Linked DNA regions of Homo sapiens: region 2 is linked to region 1. The links are chromatin loops, found by intact Hi-C in ENCODE. Cell type or tissue: OCI-LY7. All regions are shown on one strand.

Region 1 (8,000 bases):
GATCCACCCACCTCAGCCTCCCAAAGTGCTGGAATTACAGGCATGAGCCACCGTGCCCAGCCAAGAATATTTTTTGAGGATTGTAAGCTCCTTTAGGAGGAGAACCACGCCTGGCTTGCTATCTCCCCACCAGAACCCCCATCTCTATCACAGGGTCTTACACAAAACAGGTACTCCAAAAAAAAAAACTTTAAAAATTCATCAGTTCTTGATTCTCTCATCTAACCTGGTGTAAATGGCTGAAGTAGAGATGGGTGGGATCTAGGCCTTTGGACATTTGACTGCATCACAGATGCTGAGGCAAAACCCACCCGCCAGGAGACTGCTTGAATTTTCACTAGAATGCCAGTCCTAGCCTTGGAGTTATGGCTTGAGCCTAGGAGTTCAAGCCTAGCCTGGGCAACATAGGGAGACCCCGTCTCTAGAAAAAATTTAAAAAATTAATTGGGTGTAGTGGTGCATATCTGTAGTCCCAGGCAGCCAGGAGGCTTGCCTAAGCCCAGGGGTTTAAGACTGCAATGAGCTATGATTGTGCTATTGCACTCCAGCCTGGGAAAAAGAGCCAGATCCTGTCTTAAAAAAAAAAAAATGGTTAGGGCCAAGTGGGGTGGCTCACGCCTGTAATCCCAGCACTTTGGGAGGCTAAGGCAGGTGGATTGCCTGAGGTCAGGAGTTCAAGACCAGCCTGGCCAACATGGTGAAACCCCGTCTCTACCCAAAATACAAAAATTAGCCAGGCATGCTGGCGCGCGCCTGTAGTCCCAGCTACTTGGGAGGCTGAGGCAGGAGAATCGCTTGAACTCAGGAGGCGGAGGTTGCAGTGAGCTGAGCATCACGCCACTGCACTCCAGCCTGGGCAACAGAGTAAGACTGTCTCAAAAAAAAAAAAAAACAGGTTAAAACATAATAAAAATGGAGATTTTAATAGCGCCTCCCTCACTAAATAATCCCATAGGATAAAGGATGTAAAACTTCTGCCACAATGCATGATACATATATAGCAGGCACTCAAGAAAGAATAGCTGGTATTATTCTTGTTATTATTGCAACTATAGTCGATAAAGCCTTTGTAAGTACAATCTACCAGAATACATTTCTTAAGGCTAAGTTTCTTAAATGTAACAAATAAATTCCACTATCACCTTTGAAATCCATTTATCAGTCCGCTTGGTTTATTTTCCCATGTTCTTTAGGTTGAAGGGAGAAATGGGAGATGTTTGACAGAATTTTTTTTTTTTTGATGGAGTCTCGCACTGTAGCCAGGCTGGAGTGCAGTGGCACGATCTCAGCTCACTGCAACCTCTACCTCCCAGGTTCAAGCGATTCTCCTGCCTCAGCCTCTCAAGTAGCTGGGACTACAGGCACGCACCACCACGCCCAGCTAATTTTTGTATTTTTAGTAGAGACGGGGTTTCATCATATTGGCCAGGATGGTCTCAATCTCCTGACCTCGTGATCCATCCGCCTCAGCCTCCCAAAGTGCTGGGATTATAGGCACGAGCCACCGTGCCCAACCTTGACAGAATTGTTTTCGGAGAGTTCCATTAAATTTGGCCTCACCAATAGGTGGGTCCACTCTATTCGGATAAGGACTAAGTCAACCGTTATCTCTGTATTCCTTTGGGTCCAGCAATGTCAGTCACAGAGTAAGTGCTCAAAGAAACGTTTGATAAATGAAATGGAATCCATCTGAAGCCCAAGAGCACTTACCTTATATAAAGCAGAGCTCAGGGAGCCTCCCTGGGAGGTAGAAGGTGCAGGAGCCATTAATCCCATAGAAATCTGAACCGGAAATGCTCAAGAAGATGGTATGCTGGAGCTTCTGCCCTTTGGAACCCCTGACCTGCAAGAGGCAACTCCCAGAGCTTCCCTAAGATAAAAGTTTTAACTGGTGCCTCAGCCAGGGAATCTGGGTTTGGGAAAAAGACAGCAATTCAAGCTGGCTGTCTGACCAACCAACCACCATTAAGGGGTAATTTTTCGTTGTTGTTGTTTTTGTTTTATACAGAGTCTCGCTCTGTCGTCCAGGCTGGAGTGCAGTGGCATGATCTCAGCTCATTGCAACCTCTGCCTCCCAGGTTCAAGTAATTCTCCTGTCTCAGCCTCCCAAGTAGCTGGGACTACAGGCACCTACCACCACGCCCTGCTAATTTTTCTATTTTTAGTAGACATGGGGCTTCAACTTGTTGGTCAGGCTGGTCTCAAACTGCTGACCTCAGGTGATCCACCTGCCTCAGCCTTCCAAAGTGCTGGGATTACAGGCTACAGGTGTGAGCCAACACACCCCACCTAAGGGGCGATTTTATTGGGTTATCCTGTCTCTGGAGAAGGAAACAGGCCACAGTCAATGAAATTAGCATTCTAAAAGCAAGAGAATCTGTAAAGTAGAAAAGGACCTTGAGATGGGAGCATGCGTTTTACACAGGAAGGCCCAGATTTGGCCCAGTCTGCCCCAAGACCACCTAACTTGTCAGTAGCAAAGCTGGGATGAATAAAAGCTCAGCTTCCTGACTCCCTGTCCCCAGTTCTTTCCACCACTCCAGCTGGCCACTCCCAATCCCCCTGCTAAGCCAACCCACCTACAGTGTCACTGTCCCTCATTCCCAAATCCCTTACTCAATCCCCCACAGCCTTTTCCATCCTTCCTGCCTTCCTAGCGCTATAGGGTTGGCGGGGCAGAGTGCTCAGAGACCAGCAAGCTGGGATGTGGGGTCTTCCCGAGGTGGTGCAGGATGTTTTGGCTGCTTAGAGGAGGAGCAGGGCAGGCATCTGCAAAAGGCATCTGCATTTCTTACACACTCCCTAACTGCCAGGCCCAGTGCCAGATCGCAGACCCTTTGTCAACAGAGATGCCCTGGCTTTGTAAACCAAGAGGGAGGCAGAAAAAGTCCTCTAGCAACACAGACTGGCCTCTGGGGGAGGCGGGAGAGGGAATTGTCTACGAAAGTTCTCATTTAAACAAACAAACAACAAGATGAAAATAATAAGCTAGGCAAAGAGCCAAGGGGGAACAGCAAGCAAACTCCTGAAATTGCACTGTAATTAAAGCATAGCTGCCTTCCAGATTCTCAAGTGCTGAGATGGGCTGGAGGGATGTTTACTAACCTGGTCAAAAGACATCAGGGCAAATTAAGCTCATCCCAGCCTTGCCTCCAAACACTTTAGAATGCAAATGAGACATGCCAAATTTGCATCTGGGGCATGAAGGGGACCAATAAGTAACCTGTACAGGTCTTGAGCGTTTGGTGAGAAGAATCCAAACTGGCCACTGTGAAGGGAGGCACTGGGGAATGCTGAGCAGGGGGTGGGGTGGCTATCCTGTTTCACCAGAGATGATTTTTTTTTTGGTTTGGTCCAGGCCGATCTCGAGGCTAGGAGCTAGCTGACTAGCCCTCCAGGACCATGCCAATTCACATATGAGAGTACACCAGACTTAGGCCCAGGAAGATTTACATGAGTTTGTGCCAGTATTAACCCCCGGAGATGCCTACCCAATCAGAGCCATTGCGCCAAGGCAAGGAAGGCATTGCCAGGGCGTTTGCATGACAGAAACTAGCATATGGGCTCAAGAGAAACCTTTCTGGGCAGGGGGAGGGAGGGCCATACCCACATGAATCACTCTCTGGTGGTTTTGCTTTGGTTTCAGAACCTGTGGCTAAGGCAGAAGGACCAGTAGGGCCCCTGGCCGCGTTGATTTTTCTCCTCCCAGCTGCTTCTGTCTCTCTCTCAGGCTCCTGGAAACAAAACAGCTGAGCAGATAAACAAGTCACCACCTGCACCCTCCTCCCCCGTGACACCGCCCCTGTCCCCAAGTCCCACCCCTTCTTCTTGCACTCTCTCCCTCCATTCCTCCCTGAAGCCAAACTTCCGGCAGCAGCTGCAGCTGCTCTCTCCCCTCCCATGCCTGCCTCCCCAGCACAGTCCCCTGCCGCAGCCCCTGCCCCACCAATGGCAAATGAGGAACATGTGTATAGAGCCCTGGGCTCTCCCTCCTCCTGAGGCCATTTCCAACAAAACACTTGTGCTTTCTGAAAGTAAGATGTGGAGCTCTGGAGTCCCCAAGGAAAACGGGTTTATGGCATCCGCCAGCCCTGGAGCCAGTGAGTGTCTGGCCCCTTGGCCCAGAGCCCCACTGCCAGGCACAGGCAAACTGGGAGGAAGGGGTTAATCTGAGCAGAGGAGGCCAGGAGGGGCCCAGTTCCATTCCCGACTGCAGGGGATGCTCATCCCCGGGATGGAGGTCAGCAGGAAGCAGCTCAAAGAGGCCAGGAGGCCAAGGCCCAGTTTAAACACTGAATGAAGGCCACCTTTTCAGTAGCATGCACATGTGTGCATGCACACACACGTACACACTCATACACACATGTTACCATGCACATAGTATCCTCTTATTAACAACGTTAAGGTTGTCACGACAGACTCTGGGTTTGGTGTCGGAAGCCCTGCATCAGGGCTGTTTAATAAGTCCCCAGCGCCAATGGTAGGCACTATGGAGGCCCAAACTGTTGGGGAGGGGAACCTCAGAGTGCCTTCTCCCAGGGAGGGGTGTGTGTGCCAGGAGCTGGGTGATGGAGCTCCTCCAGAGCTTTTCTTGGAAGTTCAGAGTTTAACTCTGGGTTAGTAGGGCTCACCTTAGTTCTGAGGCATGTAGGTGAAGACACTGCAATTAGGAAGGTGATGGGGCAGGGGACTAGCCTGTCTTCACCCCCAGGCTTATGTCTGTCTTTCTTCCTTTCTTCCTTTTCTTTCCTTCCTTCTTCCTTCCTTTCTTCCTTTCCTTCTTTCCTTCTTCTTTCTTTTTTTTTTTTGAGATGGAGTCTAGCTCTGTCACCCAGGCTGGAGTGCAATGGTGCGATCTCAGCCCACTGCAACCTCCGCCTCCCGGGTTCAAGTGATTCCCCTGCCTCAGCCTCCCAAGTAGCTGGGATTACAGACACCCACCACCACGCCCAGCTAATTTTTGTATTTTTAATAGAGACGGGGTTTCACCATGTTGGCCAGGCTGGTCTTGAACTCCTGACCTCAAGTGATCCACCTGCCTTGGCCTCTCAAAGTGTTGGGATTACAGGCGTGAGCCACCGTGGCTGGCCCTTTTCTTTTTTCTTTTTTTTTTTTAAGAAGCAGAGTCGGCCGGGCGCAGTGGCTCACACCTATAATCCCAGCACTCTGGGAGGCCCAGGTGGGTGGGTCACGAGGTCAGGAGTTCAAGACTAGTCTGGCCAACATAGTGAAACCCTGTCTCTACTAAAATACAAAAAATTAGCCAGGCATGGTGGCGTGTGCCTGTAGTCCCAGCTACTCAGGAGGCTGAGGCAGGAGAATCGCTTGAACCCAGGAGGCGGAGGCTGCAGTGAGCCAAGATCGCACCACTGCACTCCAGCCTGGGCGACAGACAGAGTGAGACTCCATTTCAAACAAACAAACAAAAAGAAAAAAAGAAAGAAAGAAAGAAAAAGTAAGAGTCTCGCTCTGTCTCCCAGGCTGGAGTGCAGTGGGGTGACCTTTCCTCACTGCAGCATTGAACTCCTGGGCTCAAGGAATCCTCCCGCTTTAGCCTCCTGAGTCTATAGGTGCACACCACCACACCCAGCTAATTTTTAAGTGTTTTGTAGAGACAGGGTCTCCCTATGTTGCCCAAGCTGGTCTCAAACTCCTGGCCTGAAGCGATCCTCCTGACTTGGCCTCTCAAAGTGCTGAGATTACAGTTGTGAGCCACCATGCCCAGACCACATTTCCCCAGAACTCTATCTTTCCTGCTTGTGGACAAGGCAGGGGATGGATTTGGCGTCTGAGAAAGACAAACACAACCTTTAATTTGCTGACTGTCTCATACCTGTCTGCACAGCCTGCTGCTGTTTCGTGTGGAAAGTAACAGTAGCCTGGATAGCTCACAGCTGGGTTTGAAACAGTTAATGGCTGAGTGACCTTGAACAAATTACTTGACCTCCCTGAGCCTGTCTTCTCATTGGTAAAATGTTAACAATATCTGGCTCTGACTCAGAGTTAAATTACTCTTTTGTTTTTCAGGTGGAATTAAGTGACAAGGCAAAGCTAATGTAAGATACATAAAACACCAAAAACACCAAGCATTCTGCCGTGAACCCATTTGGTGCTCAATAAAATCATTGCCCTTTTTTTGGTGTTTTGTTGGAGACAAAACGGAAACACCAAATGGCTGGTGGAAGTGGTAGGAAAAAAGGAGACCAAAAACCCAGTGGCTCTGAAGAGGTACCTGCAGACCCACTGGGCAGGGTAGAGAGGAGCCCAGTGGGAACTTTTCTGCCAGGAGGAATCAGCGGGCAGAGCTCTTCTTCCCATTTGTCCAGCAGGGCTTCTCATCCTCAGCACTGCTGACATTTGCGCCAGATATTTCTTTGTTTTGGAGGCTGTCCTGTGCACTGTCGGATGTTTAGCAGCATCGTCAGCCTCTACTCTCCAGGTGAAGTAGCAAGTTGTCTGCCTCCCGCAGTTATGACAATCAGAATGTCCTGGTGGAGGGGGGCAGAATCACCCTGTGAGCTCCGCTATAGAGCTCAGAGCCCCACCTCCTTTAGGAGTCTGAGCCAAGGCTGCGTCCACAGGAGGGAGTCACTGACGGTTGGAGGACTGATATTCACCAATACCTTTCCCACAAACAAGAGATGCCTGAGAAAGACCTGGTCATGCAGGAGGTGGTGAGTGGCTACTGGAAGAAATATGGTGGCTGGGGGAGGGGCAAGGGAGAAGTCTGCCTGCGGTTGAGCAGGCTGGCTGGAGAGCCAAGGCCAGTGCCCACTAGTGACTCTCCCGAGGGGTGTTGCCTTGGTGGGCTTCCCCGCTCTGGCCTTTTGTCACCTTGTTTGCTGAATCCAGGTAAAATTTTTGACCAAATTGGAAAGCAATTCCGGGGAGTTGGAGTCAGATCTGTCCCTACCCTTGCTGTTGCTAATGAGCTGTATGACCTTAGTTGAGCCATTTGATCTCTCTGCAACTGTTTCTTGGGCTGTGAAACATGGGGGTTGGAGTCTCTGATTTCTAAGGTCCTTTTCAGCTGTAAGTTCTAAGGCCTGTGAATACCACAGTGTGATGAAGCCAACTGGGTGGTGGTGAGGGCCTTGTAAGTTTCAGTCTTACTGCAAGCCGGCGATAGAATTCTCCCCATGTCTTTGTTAAGAACTCTTGGCCGGGCACAGTGGCTCATGCCTGTAATCCCAGCATTTTGGGAGGCCGAGGCAGGTGGATCACCTGAGGTCAGGAGTTTGAGACCAGCCTAGCCAAGATGGTGAAACCCCGTCTCTACTAAAAATACAAAAACTAGCTGGGCGTGGTGGCTAGCGCCTGTAATCCCAGCTACTCGGGAGGCTGAGGCAGGAGAATCATTTGAACCCAGGAGACGGAGGTTGCAGTGAGCCGAGATTGCGCCACTACACTCTAACCTGGGCGACAAGAGCAAGACTTCGTCTAAAAAAAAAAAAGAACTCTTGTTGCTGAGAAATACTTCAGGAGTTCCTACTGTGTGCGAAGCAACGTGCTCTCTGCTGTGCATGTGGGGAGGTCTTTCCCCCTTTCCTCTGAGGGCTCATAATCTAATAACAGATAAAAATAATTCCAATAAAAGGCCATAAATGCAAAATGTCTCATCCTTTCCACCGGCTTCAAAGTCAGGAAGATCTGAGTTTGAGGCTAGGTCCACCATTAGGAGTCCTTGGGTTACTCGGCTCATTTAATCTCAGTTTCTTTACCTGTAAAATGGTCATAATAACAACTGTGTCACAGGGTTATTTTAAGAGTTAAATGAGATTATATATGGGCTGGGTGCGGTGGCTCACGCCTGTAATCCCAGCACTTTGGGAGGCCAAGGCGGGTGGATCACGAGGTCAGGAGTTCGAGACCAGCCTGGCCAACATGGTGAAACCCCATCTCTACTAAAAATACAAAAATTAGCCAGGCGTGGTGGTGCACGCCTGTAATCCCAGCTACTCAGAGTACTGCTTGAACTTGGGAGGCGGAGATTTCAGTGA
Region 2 (8,000 bases), 330 kb before region 1:
ATTTTCTTGATACATTTGAGATTTTCACTTTGTATGTGATTCTGCATTTTAACTACAATCTGTATAATGATGCATGTCTTGATGTTTATCCTGGATAAGTTTCCATTTTTTTGATCTCATAGACTAATGTGTTTCATTACCCTTGACACATTTCGCAGAATTTCTCAGGTCTCTCAGGTGTGCCACCTCCCAGAGATGCTCTCTGTGTGGTTATTCTCTGCAATTCACTCTACTGTGTTGCTGTACATTCTCTTTTTATGTTATGTCCTAGGTAATTTCCGGAGCAGCCTCAGGCCAGTCTCTGGAGTGTGGGTGCACTTGTAGTGACAGCAGCTCTGGGCTTGGGCCTGGGCTGGTCCACATGGAAGTGGCTCAGGGTCTGAGTTGCCAACACAGGATGAGGTCCCGGAGCCTGGGTTGGGATGATGCAGAGTTGGGGCTGGGAGGCAGCCCCATCCCAGGCCGCACAACAGTGGCTGCTTCTTGGGAGGATGTGGAGGGAAGGTCGCAGAATCTTCCTCTCTGCGGTGATGTACATGCCCATGGCTGCAGATTTTTTTAGTGCCAAAATCACCAGTGTCCTCTTTGGAGCAGGCTGTTGTGATCCTTATTAATGAACACTAAGGGGCCTTCATTAGGAAAGCTGTAGAGTGGAGCTGCCTTGGGGGATACTGAGGTCCTCAGCTGCCAAGGCTGCAGGGTCCTCCACAGAGCAGGCCATGGGGACTGCAGTGGCCCTGCCTCCTAGCTGGTAACACTTGCCTCCTGCTTCTTTGCCCCTGGCTGTCTCAAAACTCTCAGATGTGCCATCTCCCAGCCATCCTTCCTGCATGGTTACTCTGCGCTTTTCTCCCGTTGTGTTCCTGCACTTCTTTAATTGGATTCTGGAGCACTCCAAGGGCTGTTTTCTTTCTTGGATAGCTGTCTAATTGTTGGTTTTGCTATTTTGTGTGTGTTTATGTGTTTTTTTGGGGGGGAGTCCAGATGAAGGCTGGAATCAATGTGAAGCCACTTTTCTTAGGCATTATTAATCTTATTAATCTTATCATGAGTGCAGAGCCCTCATGAGCTAATCACCAAAGAATCCAATGTCTAATACTGTTGTCTTGAAAATTCAGTTTCAACAGGAACTTTGGAGGGGACACAATCAGACCATAGCAGTGATTTAGTAGAAAAAAATATGATAACTGAATTATATTGGATCAATTGGATATCCATATGATGTCAAAATGAATCTTATCCTGCACATTTTACCTCTATATTGATACGCACATTAATTGTAAATCATAACCTGAAATGTAAAGTCAAAAGTATAAAGCTTTTAAACAATACCATAAAAAGATATTTCATGACTATACATGTGAAAAAAGATTTTGTATAGAAGATACACAAAGCACTAAGCACAAAAAAATTAATCAATTAGTTCTCCACTGAAAACTCAAAAAGCCAGAATGGTTTCTTTCTGCCAAATGACTACATCACCTCTCCATCAAGGGTTCACATCCAGGCTGAACCTGAGATGGCTGAAATGACAGAAGTAGAATTTATAATAGGAATAGGAATAAAATTCATTGAGTTGCAGGAGTATGTTGTAACCCAATTCAAGAAAGCTAAAAATAATGAAAAAAATTTTCAGCAGATGACAGACAAAATAGCCAGTACAGAGAAGCACATAACCAGCATGTTAGATCTGAAAAACACACTACAGGAATTTCATAGTGCAATCACAAGTATTAATAGCACAACATACCATGTGGGGAAAAGAATCTCAGAGCTTGAACACTGACTAAGATAAGGTGGGCAGGCAGGAATATAGAAAAAATAATGAAAAGGAATAAACAAAACCTCCAAGAGATATTGGATTATGTAAAGAGACCCATTCTACAGCTGATTGGTATACCTGAAAGGGATGGGGCAAATGAAACAAACCTGGAGAATATATTTCAGGATATCATCTATGAAAAATTCCCCCACCTATCTAAAGAGGCCAACATTCAAATTCAGGAAATTTGGAGAACACAAAAGTAAGATAATCTACAAGAAGATCATTTCCAAGACACATAATTGTCAGATTCTCCAAGGTGAGAAGGAAAGCAAAAATTTTAAAGGCAGCTGGAGAGAAAGGCCAGCTCACCTACAAACAAAAGCCCATCAGACTAACGTGGATCTCTAAGCAGAAATCCTACAAACTGGAAGAAATTGTGGGTCAATATTCAACATCCTAAAGGAAAAGAAACTCCAACCCAGGATGTTATGTCCAGCCAAACTAAGCTTCATAAGTGAAGAGAAATAAGATCCTTTTAAGACAAGCAAATGCTGAGGGAATACGTCACCACCAAACCTGCCTTACAAGAGCTCCTGAAGGAAGCACTAAGTATGGAAAGGAAAGACCATTACCAGCCACTACAAAAACACACTGAAGTACTCAAACAAGTGATGCAATAAAGCAATCACATAAACAAGTCTGTGAAATAACCAGCTGACATCATGATGACACGATCAAACCCACACATATTCATGCTCACCTTAGAAGTAAATGGGCTAAGTGCTTCAATTAAAAGACACGGAATGGAAAGTTGGAAAAAGAACTAAGACTCATTGGTATGCTGTTTTCAAGAGCCCCATCTCACATGCAATGATACACATATGCTCAAAATAAAGGGATGGAGAAAAACCTACCAAGGAAATGGAAAACAGAAAAAAGAAGGGGTTACCGTTTCTGACAAAACAGACTTTAAACAAACAAAGATTAAAAAAAAAGACAAAGAAGTGAAAAATCTTAGGCTTCAGGCAGCTGATGGTGATAGTAAAGTCTGTCTCCAATCCATGACCACTAAACCCCAGGATGCTAGTGGCCCTGTTGGATGTGCCTTAGATGAGGAACCAGGGAGCTTTTCCAGGTTTCTGCTGATACCAGGCTAAGGAGCTGCCAATGCTCTGACTGCACACACAGATGAGAGAGTCTCTTTTCCCTGAAGACAAAGACAAGGAGTCAAGAGACTGCATCAACATAACTTCTCTGGAGGGACATGAGATTAGAATAAAACAGGAAAATCACTCATATAAACTGCATCAAGCCCACAATCTTCATAGTATAACCACAGTCACTAATCTACACTGAATTATAATTACTGTTCTTGCTCAGCAGGGATGCCAGGTCAGAGGAACCAACAAGGTTGAGAGAGTTTCAGTGTAGAGCCATCTCCTCTTCCCCTCACCTGGGAGCTAGAGTACAGGAGGCAGAGAAGCTGAGATGGGGCTTCCATGAGTCTCTCTTGTCCTAACTGAGCAGTGCTTGCCCTGAGTTCTGACCCAGGTATTGATATGGGCTCTGAACAGCAGCATGGCTGGGAGGAACATGCAAAGAAGCATTGGACTTGCTGTGCTTCTAGCTGCAGAGACCACCTGCCTCCTCTTTTTTTCATTGAGAAGCCCCTGCCCAAGTGGTCAGGTCAGAAAGGCTATTGGCTCAGCATGAGGGTAGACCTTCTCCCTTCCGGACTCCCAATTTAATCCCCGTCCTACCTCACCAGTTACCTAGGCTCAGACAGATGGTGTTTAGTACAAACCTCTTGAAAGAAAAAATAAAAATCTATGGTTTCTTTTTCTCTTTCTTCCCCTAACATGCCCAGTCATCTTCCTGGCTGCATGATTGTACCTGGCTGAAGTCATTGATCAGAAATTCATCTTCTATACACACTTTTCCTTTGCAGCTTAGACATCATTTCTATGAGCCCTGAACATTTTCCATTATTTGGAAGAACCAGTAAAGGACATCACTTTGTTAGGCCAAGCACTGTGGGTGCATGAGTGACCACAGCTACAAAGATAAGCAGACTCCAGGCTCAGACTCATCATTGTGTGATTCCACTCTCTGCAGACAGACGATGGTGCTGTCCAGCTGGCCAGGAAAAATTGGGGGTGGTATCTTCTCTTCTCTAAAGCACTCCATTCTGCACAACACAACCATTCACCCACGCTCAGACTCTTTTCCCTTTAACAGTTTTGAAAACCTCTGTTCACACCACTGATGGAAACAAGAATCTTGTCTGGGGTTTTCTTGTGTTCCTCAGAATTGTGAACATGTAGTGGTGAGCGAGGTTCCCCTGAACAGGCTGAGAAGCTCTTTAAATTACATTCCATTTAAAATTATTAATCACAATTGTGGAAATTTGTTTTCTTTCTTATCTAAACATCTAAGTAATGTACTCAGTTTTCTTTCTTAGCTAACAAAACTGAAGTATCAATTATTTTACTCCTGATATAATCTGATATGTTTTGTCTTTTAAATGGAAAGTCAATTTTACTGTAGTTATGACTTGTGTAGTACATAGATCATTATATATGTAATATAATCAATTGAGTACAATAATGTTATATTGCTATTATATGTTTTCAGGAAATAGAACCTAAAATATCACTTGAGAAAAGGATATAAGTTCTGAGAATTATAATTTTCCTTATTTCCTAAAGACTGAGTACGAAAAAGGAATAAAAAAAGGAAAAGGAAACATTTCCATATAACAAGCAGTTTAATCCACTCTTTACAATCTTCCCAGAATTCTAGACATACAGACTGCTGGGAAGAGTGCCCCCCACTGAGCACCTACTGTTTGCCAGGTACTCCCAATACACTGGGATACAGCAATGCAAATAATAGACAATGGCCCCGATCCCATGAAGCTTAAATTCATCTAAAGGGAGTCAGCATATAAAGTGTAAAATCATAAAGAAATAAATTATATATATATATAAGGTAGAATGTGAAAAACGCCTCCAGCAAAAGCATGGAGTAGGGTGTCCTATGAACACATTCAGAGAGATCATTAAGATGGGAAGTTCTAGGTTGTCTTTGGGAGTCAGGGAGGGAGCCCAAGAGGGGTCTGGAGAAAAGCATCACTGCTGAGGGACCAGTGAGTAGAGCTCCAAGCGTGGGACTGTGTGAGCCTTGTTTAGGGCAGAACCAGGAAACCAGAGAGTCAAGTCTGGAGTCCAGTGAGTCAGAGGACAGAACCATGAAAGCGGTTGCATAAGTAACAGGGAGGGTTCAAGGAAGATGGGGCCAGGTAGGAATTGGCCTTTTACTCTGTGTGATGTGGAAACTTTTGTGAGATTTTGACCCTGGAGGAGCACTATTCATCTATTTAAAAGATCACCCTGGCTACTGAATTGGGAGTAGACTGCTGGTGGGTGAGGGGAGAAGCTGGGTGATCTGAGGAGAGCCTGGCCATGGTCTAAGATGAAGATGATGTTGGTTTCACTAGTGTGGAGCAGTGGGGGTGAAGGTGGGGAAATGGTGAGATTTGGGAAACATTTGAGTTCTGAGATTATTGGCTCCCCCTCTGCTGGTTGCAAGGTGTTTTGTGGGATGTGTTGAGCATGCAATTCCTCTAACTTCTCTTGTTTGTTTTTTTTCATGGAGAATTTTTTCTCTGCCTTCTGGTGCTCAGGAAGAAGACTTCTCATTTCCTCTTAGGCTTCTTGTGAGTAACCAAGATTTTGTTCTAGCTCACATTTCCTTTCCCTGCTTGTTCACATCTCCTGAAAGAAGATACCCACGTGCTCTCCACTACGAGGAGTCTCAACCTGCTATCCAAAGGCCTCAGTCTAATGTTTTCTTTTTTGCCTTCATATTATTTTCTTGTTTCCTTGTCATTATCTTAGGAGTCACATAAAGTAACATTTTTCTGTGATTCTTAGCTATTGAAAATGCCATTTTAATCACACTACTTCCCTCCCTTAATGTCTATTAATGAACTTCTCGAAGGTGTTAAGAGACAAAACCATGTGCTCAAATTGTTGCACAGGGACCACTCCACTCTCTAGCAGCACTTCTGGGGCCTCTCACAGAGTGTCCCATCCAGGTAGCCCTGCAGAATCCCCGTCTTGTCACACTCCTCACTGACTTCTGTGAGTCAGATTTTCTGAGTAGAATCCTGGCTTACAATTTGGATGTAATGCGCCCCTTGGAGGCATTTCATGACCTCTCCCTGCCTCAGTATTGTCAGCTGAAGATGAGAATAAAACATACTTGTCATAAAAAGAGTTAGTTCAGTTCACGACACATAAAAACCATTCAGCTGACGGCAGCTGCATGAGAAAGCCCAGGCCAGGCAGCAGAAAAACCTCCCAACCAACCCATAGAATCACAACAAATAATAAATTGTTGTTTCACTCCTTTAAGTTTTGGAGTGCTCTTATATGCTGCAAGAAAATGGAAAAATTAATATATCAATCCAGGTAAAGCACCTGTCTAGGAAACACCTTAGCTTCACAACCCTTTGCCTCTCCCTCTTTGTAGATCAGGTGTAAACTTGAAGTAATAACTCTTCAATCTTCCCCTGTATCAACAGGCCAGAAATCACAGACTCTGAGAACAAAGACAACTATAATATGAACGCTTCACACTCTCAGATTATGGCTTCTGCAGGAAGCAAGTGTCTTTGCATCAGGGCAGAATCTTCCATCCAGAAAGGGTATTTTTGGTTGGGGACTTTTCACTGTAAGAAGCCAACTGAAGGGCTGCTGGCAGGAAAACACTCCAGCATCTTCAGCTTTCACTCCATGGATGGAGAGGGAGAAGCAAAAACCAGAAACTTCCCTGGAAACTGGAAGCGGTTCCAGCAGCCTGGGAAGAAGCCCCAAAGAGCAGCAGACTGGAAGCCTCCTGGGATCTCTGCTTGTCCTAGGTGATGGAGGTGCCTACATCTGTGCTGTTTCTGCAGGTGATAGAGACAAAGTCACCTCCAGATGCTGCTAAGGTCTCCGGAGATGGAGTTGAGATAGTCTGTCCCCTGCATCCTGCAAGGACACCCTATTCAGGAGCACAATGCATTACTTCTCTCAAAGGATTTCTAGAAACCTGTCCTGTTCCTTAGAAGACCCTGTCATGCTTAAACATGACAGAAATTAGTACTCCTGGGCCCTCACATCTTTGCATTTGATCAGAATCAAGATAGAATTGGCTGGGGAGGGGTTCTCAGGACAAGGGCACCTATGAAAGGGGATACAAGCATGGTAGAGCCCACCCTGAGGGGCTAATGGTCAGGTCCATTCTTCACAGCCTGACCAGAACCACAGTGAGCTCTGAAGAGAGGTGGACATGGGGTGTGAGCAGGGACAGAGGATCCATGGTCCTCAGGGAGGCTGGGAACAGGTTCAGGGCTGTATGCACCTCTGCCTCCTGGTTAGCCCTGGACTCTGTGCCTCAGTTTCCTAATGAGAGTTAAGGCAAATCACTTCTATATGTTACACTATAATTTCCAAAGCACATTTGAGCTCATTATCCCCATGTCAAGGGCTAAAGCCCCTGCATGGTCTGCAGTGGGAAATGCACTCACCCTGAAAGCCCATCACCAAGAGGCAGAGGAGCAGGGCCAGGAAGAGCATCTTGGAGTGTCCAGGGAACCTGCTGCTTCTAGACCTAAGGGCAAGGGGAGTGTGGATGGGCAGGTCATTCCTGTCATGGCTCTGTATAAACAGGTTGCACATCCCAAGATTTAAATAAGCACAGATTTCCTTGGAGTCAAGGCCTGATGACCTTAAGCAGAGCCCCTCTCCAGGAGTCTCCCAGGGCAGGCAGGCTCACTCCACCTGTGGCTGCCAGGAAGTGGTGGGGGTGACGTAGATGCCTCGGGTCCCATGGTGGCTGAGGCTGGACTGAGCAGGGCCAGTGATGCTGCCCCATTCCCAGGGTTCCACTCCAGAGGCTGGGACAGGGGTCACCCCAGAGCCAGCCAGATGTCTGCAGAGAGGCCTCTGGATGTTCTATTTTTATGCCACTAAATGTTTGGCAATTTGTTACAGCAGCCCTAGAAAAATAACACAAAAAGTGCTCAGGGAAAATCCAGACTAAAGATGCAATGGCCATTTCCGATCTTCTTGTTTAACTATCAACTCTATACATAAATGGATTGGTGGGGAATTTTATGGTAGAAAAACTTGGCAAATGTGATGAAGGATCTTGAGAACTGAATACTATCTTGGAGTATTTTTGGACC

The links. Hi-C counts contacts between places; a loop is a spot of excess contacts. Peaks named below come from ENCODE experiments on the same cell type or tissue, not always from the same donor. Only the 100,000 strongest peaks of a DNase experiment are listed, where the experiment ranks them.
Region 2: it touches region 1 in a loop (7-fold over the local background); 1 of 110 quality-filtered maps calls a loop at or near these places.

What each region holds. Positions count from the first base shown.
Region 1 is chr22:17,254,558-17,262,557 of GRCh38, forward strand. It overlaps CECR3 (cat eye syndrome chromosome region, candidate 3), which reads right to left. Exons shown (of 3, transcript NR_038398.2): 2 at 6,233-6,488; 3 at 2,302-3,749. Among named protein-coding and RNA genes, the nearest start is that of CECR3, 8.2 kb to the right of the region's middle. RefSeq lists an enhancer at 6,248-6,833. In OCI-LY7, no CTCF peak of the experiment used is centred here; DNase peaks (open chromatin) are centred at 3,204 and 3,684; H3K4me3 peaks cover 1,231 bases; H3K27ac peaks cover 2,350 bases.
Region 2 is chr22:16,923,179-16,931,178 of GRCh38, forward strand. It overlaps the pseudogene IGKV3OR22-2. Among named protein-coding and RNA genes, the nearest start is that of GAB4, 81 kb to the right of the region's middle. In OCI-LY7, no CTCF peak of the experiment used is centred here; no DNase peak of the experiment used is centred here; H3K4me3 peaks cover 188 bases; H3K27ac peaks cover 577 bases.